Linked DNA regions of Homo sapiens: region 2 is linked to region 1. Evidence: read pairs that join two places in POLR2A ChIA-PET (ENCODE). Cell type or tissue: HepG2. All regions are shown on one strand. Links, peaks and the distances in the headings refer to the core of each region. The heading gives the core; the rest is flanking DNA. Region 1 holds the start of MIR3175 (microRNA 3175). Region 2 has its middle 51 kb from the start of CHASERR.

Evidence for each region. Peaks named below come from ENCODE experiments on the same cell type or tissue, not always from the same donor. Only the 100,000 strongest peaks of a DNase experiment are listed, where the experiment ranks them.
Region 2: POLR2A ChIA-PET joins it to region 1 with 15 read pairs; 33 of 35 experiments call an interaction of 5 or more read pairs at or near these places.

What each region holds. Positions count from the first base shown.
Region 1 is chr15:92,901,362-92,906,746 of GRCh38, reverse strand. The region is part of intron 2 of CHD2 (chromodomain helicase DNA binding protein 2); the gene reads right to left. MIR3175 (microRNA 3175) reads right to left here and starts at 2,348; the gene lies at 2,272-2,348. RefSeq lists enhancers at 2,055-2,294, 2,575-2,754, 1,616-2,815 and a silencer at 2,455-2,504. In HepG2, for the core only: no CTCF peak of the experiment used is centred there; a DNase peak (open chromatin) is centred at 2,386; H3K4me3 peaks cover 4,767 bases.
Region 2 is chr15:92,828,922-92,834,306 of GRCh38, reverse strand. No RefSeq gene overlaps it. Among named protein-coding and RNA genes, the nearest start is that of CHASERR, 51 kb to the left of the region's middle. RefSeq lists enhancers at 1,173-1,232, 1,989-2,188, 2,569-2,618. In HepG2, for the core only: no CTCF peak of the experiment used is centred there; DNase peaks (open chromatin) are centred at 1,736 and 2,356; H3K4me3 peaks cover 1,503 bases.

The sequences.
Region 1 (5,385 bases), core at 386-5,385:
AAGTTCTTCAAGGAAGCAAAGTTCTAAGGTTACCAAGAAGCAGCTAAAAACTAAAGGATCTTAAAAAAAAAAAAAAAAAAAAGATGGCTCATAGCAAGAAAAAATTTAATGGCTGACACAGAGCAGTCACTCAATTTTTATACCAGAAACAAACTTAGTGTATCAAATTTTATGGGAGAAATGATAGGAGTTTGGAAATACCAGGTGGTCTCAGGAGGTCTCTCATAACTGTCAGTTGTTTTATTTGGGGGTAAGGGAGAGTAAACTAATGATAAAATCTGTGAGTTTTAGTTAAAATTCAAATAAACTTCCAGATTCACTCCTCAAGCAATAACTTGCTACAACTGTCACAACCAAAAGTCTTTATCAAAAATATTATTTGCCCACCTTCCTCTGCTGACTTAATCTTTACAAAGATACTAACTCCCTAACGGCCAAATACTAGTTGGAAAGTGCATATTTTAAACGGCAAGGATACAGAGAGAGAGAGAGAAAGAGAGAGAAATCGATCAACACTCTTTTCTTGCTGCTTGATGCTATTCCCCACATCAAAGGGAAAAAAAGTAGAAGGCTCAACAAACATACCTAAGAACACTGGTTCTATAAAAAACTTAATTGGCTGCAAGATTGTCAACAGTTAATAGGTAAATTGTTATATCATGGTATGCATTTTAACTCATAATGGTATTTAGGTTAAAATATCTTAAATAACAGAATAGTTCATATCCTCTTCAAAAATAATTAACTGCAATGTTGACTACTTTGACCCCAGTTTTAGGAATTGAAAGGTATTCAGCAAATACTATTAACACAACTAATTAGAATTCAGTCTCTACACAAAAAGGGAGGTGAGATTATTACTTTCGTTCTTGTGGCAGGTATACTTTAAGTTGGAAGCTACAGTTAAACGTTCATCAAGTTCTATAAACACTTAATTCTCTGTTAGCATTTTATACGCAATATACATTTGAGCATATAATTTTAAAATCAGGTACAAATTATTTGATGAACACTTCTCTGTAACAGAAAAAGCAATTTCAGCTAGTTTTCACAAACTATCCAAATAATTCTTCCCAAAGAACCTAGATTATGAGAACCTACAAAACTCACTATCATAGTGAATTCTAACTTTCACAGACTGTATTCAGAAACTTGACATACGCCCAAGCAAATATCACCTGCACTGAAGGGTCAACATCTCCTTTGAAGTAACACACTTTACTAAAATAACTCTAAACTATGGCTAACTACAGGACAGCCTACTCCAACTGCTAAAAAAACTCTAGTATGGCAGGAAAAAAACTTTGTCCACAGTAGATAAATCCACTGAATTTCTTGCTTGCTTAAATTCAGTATGTGTAATTTAATTATTAAGACATCGTTGCTGAACGATGAAGTTTTAACCAGAAATCCTTGTAAAGGTTTCCAAACAAGGCAAATCAGTGAGCATAAACCCAACCGTTTACCGGGACTCAGAATTCCCGAAATGGAGGCCTAGGGAAGATAATTGCGAAGATTTGGCCAAGTGACCCCACTATCAGCCAAGCTGTCAGTCACCCTGCATTAGCAAGTGCTATTAACACTTAAAAGAGTAGTTTTCTGACATTTACTTACATAGTAATGGTTGCCTAACGCTGTATTCTGCCACTTTTTAATGTTATTGAACGTGAAATTTTCTATTTTCTACTAAACTATCCCACTGTGAATCTTAAATATATAGTACTTAGCACATACTGACCTGAGTTTTTCTCCATCAAATGCCAACTGAGAAAATGTACGGTACCAAGTAAAAACGCATGGGGACAAGTTCAAATAATCTTCCCTTTGTTTATGAGCCATGTATTAAACAGCTGTTAACACCCGTCAAGAGGTTTTCACTAAAATAAAAGTATCCGCCTCTGACACTCAAACGTTTTGGTCAATTGTAACAAAATTAAACCCACTCATCTCTTCACACTGAACGGGGGCGGGGAGAAGGGACGCTAAGGTATGAAAAGGGAAAATGTAAAACTGGGCAAATTTTCTATTTTAAGATTTCCAAATAGTGCCTTTAAAATTTATAAATAGTGCCTGCACTTTTTCTCCAAAAGCAGCCGCTTCTCAAAGAGGATAAACCATTCCCGGAAATGGGCAAAAGAACACACTACAGGGTGCGGACCGCTACAGGCAAGGGCGGACAAGACTGCCAGGAGCAAACGCGTCCAGGAAAGAAGCCGCCCACCGGAAAGTCCCAACTAGAGTTCCCTTCCTTTTCCCCTCGGCGTGCGGCTCCCTGGGTAGGGGGAGGAGAAAGCGCCCGACATGCGCACGCGGCCAGACGTCACTGCGTTCTCTCCCCGCCCCCCAGGGGAGCCGTCTGACGTCACGGGGCGGAGGCTGCCGAAGGCGCCGCCGTTGACCCTGCTGTTACCAGGCGCGCGCACAGCCAATCAGCACCCCGCGCCGGCGCCGGCCGGCCTTTGAACTCGGCACGGCAACTTCCTGCTGTTTGGCGAGTACACAGTGCAATGCAGTATGTCTGTCAGCGCTGCGGCACAAAGGAACAGCCATTTTGTGACTGAGCTGGACCTGCATCAAGATGCCAGGGGCTCAAAGAGCTGCTGCGTGCCCTATCGAACTGCCTTTTATGTCGGCACCAGAGTTCCCCAGAAGAGCAGAGAGGGGGAAGGAAATAGGCTTTGGTATTTCAGATTTCTATTAGTTTAGATTCAGTCTTCTCCAAAATCCCGTTTTTTAATGTATTATCAGCGTCATAAAATGGCTGCCAGTTAAACTGCCTGTTCTAGTACACAAGTAACTGCATTATGCCATTTCTAATCATCCCCAGCCTTTTAGAATATCTGGTAAAGCGCCCCTGAAAATTGTAGGATTTACCCGCACCTCAGGTTATAAAAATAAATCTGGCTCAAAGGCAGACGATTTGGAGATAAATTTAATAAACTCGTTCAATTCTTAAGATAAATTGCTAACGTGGTGCCGTGGAGAACACACTGAACTCTTTGTGTGCACACAGTCCCGTTTTCATTCTTTGATGTTACTTAAGTTATCCCCAAGCTGCAAATTATTCAGATAAAAAGTATGGTATACTTCTCGTATGTCCATCATTAGAACTTTGTTTTAAATACTTAGAAATTTTACAAATATCAATCAAATGTTTTTAAAATCGCGTTTTTTAAAGTTTTTAATTTTCAAAAATCGTGATAAAGTATAACAGACTTTAGCATTAACTTCAAATTAAAATACAAACTTATATAACCACTATTAACTACTGCACTATTTCCAAAAACAGGGTATTACCAGATTTACCTAAACTTGCACTCATTCTTTCCAGATACTAAAGTAATTCTCAGACCAAAGTTTACTTGACCTGCAAACTCATTTCCTCTTCTGTGGCTCAGGCTGCAAAGGTGATTTTCGTAGTATTCCCTAAACACTATACTTTGGGCAATAAAAACTCTGATGGCAGAAGGAACCAAGTACTAATTACAGGGACAGTTCAGCTCAGTAGAAGTAATATTAATCTACCACATTAAAACACCACTAACATTCTACAGCTGCACATTTTAAAAGGAAGTGATGTCATAATTATGTACATGTATTAAGATATGAAATTTAGGGTAACTAATTTAAAAGTAACTATCTTCTTTTCAAAGAGTCTTAAATATTTTTGGACATCCATCAGGTATATGATTCAAAGTATACTTGACAAACCAATTTAAAAGTACAGTCAGTACATGCTTCATGTACAGCTGTAACCTCCACTACCAGTAAGCAAATGCCTGACAACTTCCAGGTAGTTTTCCAGGTGAGAGTAAAAATACTGAAAGAATACCAACACTGCTCAATTTTTTAGAATTAGAAAGCACAGTCTGATCAATGATGTTAACCACAAACCTTGCATAAGAGAGCCAAAACCCATGTGAGACCTATGCAAATGATACACTCAAGGGAGCAACAATTTTAGTGCTGAATCTTTAATAATTTGCCAAATATATCTGGAGGTTCTCATTTCTTCAAATTGTCATTACTTTCCAGAAAAAAACAGCTTAGGATGAGTAAAAAACTTTTCTGTCCTCAATTTAATCTAGTAATTTACATGGGCAATTCAATTAAGACAGCACTACAAACTGGGTGACAACTCAATGCAAAAAAATTTGGTAACTTATTTTCTAAAGCAAGGCTCAATATGCTTTCAGTCAAATAAAATAAATAGAATTCAGCATATTAGTAACACATCATGTTCAAAACTTTCAAATTCACTAGCCTAATAGAAAAGTGTATTATTTATAAAAATTAGAAAAGTAAAAATTGGGAAGGAAAACCACATAATGAATCACATCCTTGTTAAACTGCATGATTTAAAATTTATAATATGAAAATGCATAAAGAACACATCAAAAAATGCATTCATATGTACTTTTAAAAATTAATATACAGAGGTCATACAACAAAAACATCTTAGAGGCTTTATTACTTCATCACTAACAAGGTACTCCAAGGAATGTGAAACAGATCATGATTTGCACAAACAGTACATTTTTAAGCTTCAGAAGATAAAGCATTCCAGACGACTCTGTCGAAATACATCAATAAATTTAAAGCAGCTACATCTAAATTGTGAGGATAAAATACATCTACCAACAGGAAATCAATGTCTTAAGCATACAAATGCAAACCTTAAAATAATTTAAATGTAAAATATACAACTGCAAATATTAATCACAGTAACAAACACAAAATAGAAGTATATATTAAGAGTATTCCAGGATTTCTGTTATTACAGATTTGATTTCATAAATGCAGGAACTCTAACCATCAAGTAAAGGTTTTGATAAATCACATCAAAATTTCCTAAAATGTCAAGTGTATCAAAAGAAATATAAAGTCACATAAAAATATAAACTGAGAGGCATCAGTCAAAGGGTCCTTTAAGTGATTTTGTTTTTAAATGTACATTTTTTCATTCATATAACTTTCTGATATGTCTATTTACTATAATTTACTACTACAAGGCTTCTCTATGGCCCTCAGTTACAAGTTTAGATATCCTGGATTCTTCAAAGAAAAAATTTGCCTTGTATGTAAAATGGTGCAATGCAGCAATGGCTAAACCGACAAGGTCATTTTTCTGCAGTACAAAAACCTAAAAACTGAAATTTACTGACAGAAAAACTGTACATTACAGTAAAGGCCCCTTTGAATAAAGGTACCTTACCTTTTGACTGCTGTAAGAGGCCTTAAGTCACAACTCAACTTTCATAAATTGCTACCAAAAAATTAGGGTGTGGCATATTAGCAATCTCAAGGTCATGCTTTAAAAAACGAATCCAAATTAGAAAAACACAATAAAACAGACAGCAATCCATGTCTGTCAAGGTAAACAAT
Region 2 (5,385 bases), core at 301-5,300, 72 kb after region 1:
TTAAATAAATAAATCAAGACAGGGCACAGCAGAGGGTAGCTTGACTTTGCTGTACCATGTCTGGATCACAGCTGGAAGACTCTGAAGGCTGAGAAAAAAATCATCTGAGGCTTGTTCATTCACATGTCTAGTAGTTGATGTTGGTGTGGGCTGGGGGCTATCGTCTGGAATATCTACACATGGCTTTTCCATGAACTTCCTCACAACATGGTCCCTGGGATGAAAGGGCAAGCCTCCCAGGAGAGAAGAGGGAGGAGGGAGAACAGGATAGAAGGAGAGGGAGAGAGAGGGGGAGAGAGAGAGAGAGAGAGAGATCCTTGCCTTCAGGGGGATACAGATGTTGTAAGGGTACCCGTTTTTATACCTTTACAACATCTACAACATGGTAAGCAATGCTGTTACTTTAACAAGTGAAGTTAACACATGAATTTTTTAAAATGAGTTTGTTAACCTGTGGTTGGTTACTTTTATGTGTCAACTTGGTTAGGCCACAGTGCCCAAACATTTGGTCAAAGATTCTCCTGGATGTGTCTGTGAGGGTGTTTTTGGATGAGATTAACATTGAAATTGGTGAACATTAAGTACAGCAGATGGCCCTCCATACTGTGGGTGGGCCTCATCACATCAGTTGAAGGCCTGAATAGAACAAGAGACTCCCTCTCGCTCTCCCGGCTCCAGACAAGAAGAAATTCTGGGAATTCTGTCAGCTGACATCTTTTGGATTGAACCACAACACTGGCTCTTTTCTAGGTCTCTAGCCTACCAGCCCACACTGCAGATTTTGAACTTAGCCTCCATAAGCATGGATCGATTCCTTAAACAAAATCTCTCTCTCAGTCAGGCTCATGCCTGTAATCCCAGCACTTTGGGAGGCTGAATCGGGCAGATGGCTTGAGCTCAGGAGTTCGAGACCAGGCTGGGCAACATGGCAAAACACCATCTCTACAAAAAATTAAAAATTACCTGGGCATGGTGGCATGCACCTGTAGTCTCAGCTTCTCGTGAGACTGAGGCAGGAGGATTGCTTGAGCTAGGAGAGGTTGAGGCTGCAGGAAGCCAAGATTACGCCAGTGCACTCCAGCCTGAGTGACAGAGCAAGGACCTGTCTCAAAAAAAAAGAGAGAGAGAGAAATCTTTGTCTATAAATATGCACATCCTACTGGTTCTGTTTCTCTGGAGAGCACTATTACAGCCTGCTTTGCTAGTATCAACAAAACCACGGGCTTCTTGTCCAGAAGTTTTTGCCCCTGCTTCATAACTGCAAATGGAATTTTCATGGAAAATATTTCCTGTGTTGCTATTTTTTTTTTTTTTTTTTTTTTGTCATCCAGGCTGGAGTTCAGTGGTGCAACCTCAGCTTACTGCAACCTCCCCTCTGGGTTCAAGCGATTCTCATGCCTCAGCCTCCTGAGTAGCTGGGACTCCAGGTATGCGCCACCACGCCTGGCTGATTTTTGTATTTTTCATAGAGAGGTGTTTCACCACATTGGCCAGGCTGGTCTTGAACTGACCTCAGGTGATCTGCCTGCTTCGGCCTCCCAAAGTGCTGGGATTACAGGCATGAGCCACAGTGCCCAGCCACATTACTTCTTAATAATAGATAATGTGCCCTAATATACAGTATTTACATAAAGCCTTGCAGCAAGGTGGCAGTTTTCAGCCATTTTTTGAGGAGGATGTGAACAGGAGCCGTTACACGGCTCATCAGTCATCTGTTGCAAAGAAGCTGTGCTCAGCAGCGCAGAAGGATATCTTTCATTACTGGAAACCGTGAATCAGCTCGAGTGAAACAGGGCTCTGTCAGCTTATAACACTTAATTATGTTTTTAACTCCATAAATTAGTTCAAGTAAAGCCGTTTGAAAATAGCCAATTTCCAGTTTGAACTTACAGAAAATTAATGGCAAGAATGCAAACTTCTAATGTGTTAAGAAATTATTTGAATTTCTTAACTGTGTCTCCCACTAAAAGTTTGTGCTTTAAATTTTGTGTCAGTTCTGCATCAGAATTATTCAGTTTCCTCTTATGCAACAAACCCTAGAAAATTCTAAAGTTTCAGAATAAGAGCATTTCCTAAAGAAGAGAAAATATATTGGGGGTGGTGGGGGGGAATGGGATCAGTACGTGGCTCAAGTTTTTCACCCTTGAGGAGTTAAGAAAAACACTTCAACATAAGGACAAAAGCTCCCTTGTTTAAGCACTTCCCCAGCTGCACTTCAACTAAATATATCCTGGGCAGAGTGTTTTCATTTCTCCACCCCTCTCCTGAGCCAATCACATGGTGACAAACAGCTCGGAGGCCCCTTGGGACTAGCACTGCAGAGGTACAGGCTTGGTTACAGGGCTTCGCGTTCCTTTCCAGCACAGGCCTGCTCTGGGCCGCCCTGCCTCCCCCAGAGGCTGCAGGGAGCCCCAAGCAGGCGCATTGCGGGCTCTGCTCAGAGAGACGCCTCCACGGGTTAATTCAGCGGCCTCTGTCTGGAATTCATGCACCACCTGGGCTGACAGCATGAATGACTCATTGTTTCCCCTCTGAACAGGCTGAGGAGTGCTTCTTGGTGTCAATAACTGAGGCAAAGTAAAATTGTTTTTTCCCTTTCAACATGACCAATTTTCTAAGACTGAATATAGAACTGGAAATCTGCAGGGTGTGTTTCTTCTGCGGCAACGGTAGCCAAGGTTACTGCTTTGAGTTGGTCTGCAGGGACAGAGGATTAAAATTTACTGTCTATAAACAGAAGAAGGCCTAAAGCCAGAGCTCCTTTATTTACAGCTTGTGTCATGGTTTTATAAAATGAAGGAAACTTAATTGAAACCTCTAGTTTGTGTAAACCTGGGATCTGACTGTACACAATACCTGATTTTATTTCTAATACCCGTGATTTGTATAAATGAAGATTTTGATGATAATTTTCCCATAGCTAAGTATAAGACATGTATGCTTTGAAGTCCATATATGAATCTTCCATACCAGCATTTCCAAAGCAGTGTATTAATAATTATGCCCCACCTTCAATTTTCCTATATGGCACCCTTCTCATTTTCAGTTACTTTTAGTTTCCTTGGGAAACTGGACTGGTTGATATTCCTGGACTATGGGATCTTTTTGCCTTGCTTACGCATATCTCAGTCCAAAAGCTTGACAGCCAGAACTATACAGATATTTTACTACCTTTCTGCAAGTGTGCGTGTATAACACTCTTGTTTCTTTGAACTCTTGTTTCTTTGGCCTCTTATACTTTCCTAAACTTTAGGTGTTTTTTTAAAAAAATTCAAAAAGAGGCCGGGCGCGGTGGCTCATGCCTGTAATCTCAGCACTTTGGGAGGCCGAGGGGGTCAGGTCACGAGGTCAAGAGATGGAGACCATCCTGGCCACTATGGTGAAACCCCATCTCTACTAAAAATACAAAAATTAGCTGGGCATGGTGGTGTATGCCTGTAGTCCCAGCTACCCGGAGGCTGAGGCAGGAGAATTGCTTGAACCAGAGTTGGAGACTGCAGTGAGCCAAGATCACACCACTGCACTCCAGCCTGGCGACAGAGCAAGACTCTATCTCAGAAAAAAAAAAAAAAAAAAATTCAAAAAGAAAGATGTAGAAAAAAAAGAAATAAATGCAGAAAGGAAAGGGAAAAAGGTCTTGTGTAGATTCAGGACCTTGGTTCTAATTCAAATCTGGGAGGTTAGCATGCAACAGAGTACTTTCTTCATCCAATTAAGTAGCAGCCCTGAATAGATTCCAAGTCATTCTGACTTTGAATAGGGATGAGGACAGCTGATACTGAAGAAGAGAGAATGTTGAGGCCCATGTATAGCCTTAAAAGAGAGAGAGAATGAACTTGGGATGTGGAGATTAAATAGGGCGTTTAATAAAATGGCAGTAGATGCTTTTATTTTAATTGGTATCAATCAGCTCAAGTAACCTTTAAATTTCTGCAATAACAGGAGACTGAGTTGGCTTTGGCAGGGCTCTCTATCCCAGGAATGGAAACTCACGCAGGTTCTGAATCAGAAAGAATCAAAATAACAAAAAAAAATTTCCGTCTTTCAAATCTATGCTATAATTTAGCAAACTGAGTATCTTTCCTTGCTTGCCAGTATCTTTAAAATAAAGTCAGGTATCAAAATATTTGTATTCCCTTTTTCGAAGCTAATAAAAACCTGCAAAGATTAAGTATTTCTCCATTTTTGTAGAGAACACAATTATTACAGCGTGCTTACAAAATGACAATTCTCAAAGCTTCAATTTCTCACATCTAACAGCTAGTAAATGTGTAGTAAATGTGTAGTTCTCTGAATGAGACCCTTTTACATCATATGCAATAAATCTATTTGTCAAAGAGTCTCCTTAGCTACTGAAGATTTCATGGTCCTTGTGCCAACAGAATCAAGCACTTTGGTTGAATATCTGGAGGATTGTGACTTGAGACATGCAGGATGGACACAATCCTACTATGTGCCATACGGTTTGGTTCTTCCAACAGAGTGAAAAAACTTCTAGGCAGCTTCTAGCCTCTGAGAAACGTGCCTTAATTAGCTGAGTGTGGCGGCGTGCGCCTGTAGTCCCAGCTACTAGGGAGGCTGAGGCAGGAGAATCACTTGAACCCGGGAGGCAGAGGTTGCAGTGAGCCGAGATCACGGACTACCACTGCACACTGCACTCCAGCCTGGGTGACAGAGTGAGACTCCATCTCAAAAAAAAAAAAAAAGAAAAAAAAAGAAAGGTGCCTTATTTCCATTTCTCATCAATACAGCCAGCTTTCCCTTGGCCCCACTTAGTCTTTTCATCAAGACAAGGCTCTCAAGACTAACTTTAAGTCCTTCCTAGTGGGCGATGTGTTCCTTCTGCTTTTCTCAAGTCCAGAGTAAGGGCAATTTACATAGCTGATTGTTCCTTTCAACTGCATAGAACTCTTTCACCACCAGTTTAATAAATGTAAAATTATCGGATGCAGGCTTCCCCTCAAGAGAATCCTTGTTGTATACACTTCAGTTTTTTTGTTTGTTTGTTTTTTAAGACAGAGTCCCGGCCAGGTGCGGTGGCTAACGCCTGTAATCCCAGCACTTCGGGAGGCCAAGGCGGGCAGATCACGAGGACAGGAGTTCAAGACCAGCCTGGCTAACATGGTGAAACCCCATCTCTACTAAAAAAAAAATACAAAAATTAGCCGGGTGTGGTGGCACGTGCCTGTAATCCCAGCTACTTGGGGGGCTGAGGCAGGAGAATCGCTTGAACCCAGGAGGCGGAGGTTGCAATGAGCCGAGACCGCGCCACTGCACTCCAGCCTGGCAACAGAGTGAGACTCCGTCTCAAAAAAAAAAAAAAAAAAAAAAAAAAAGACGGAGTCCCACTCTGTCACCCAGGCTGGAGTGCAGTGTTGCCATCTC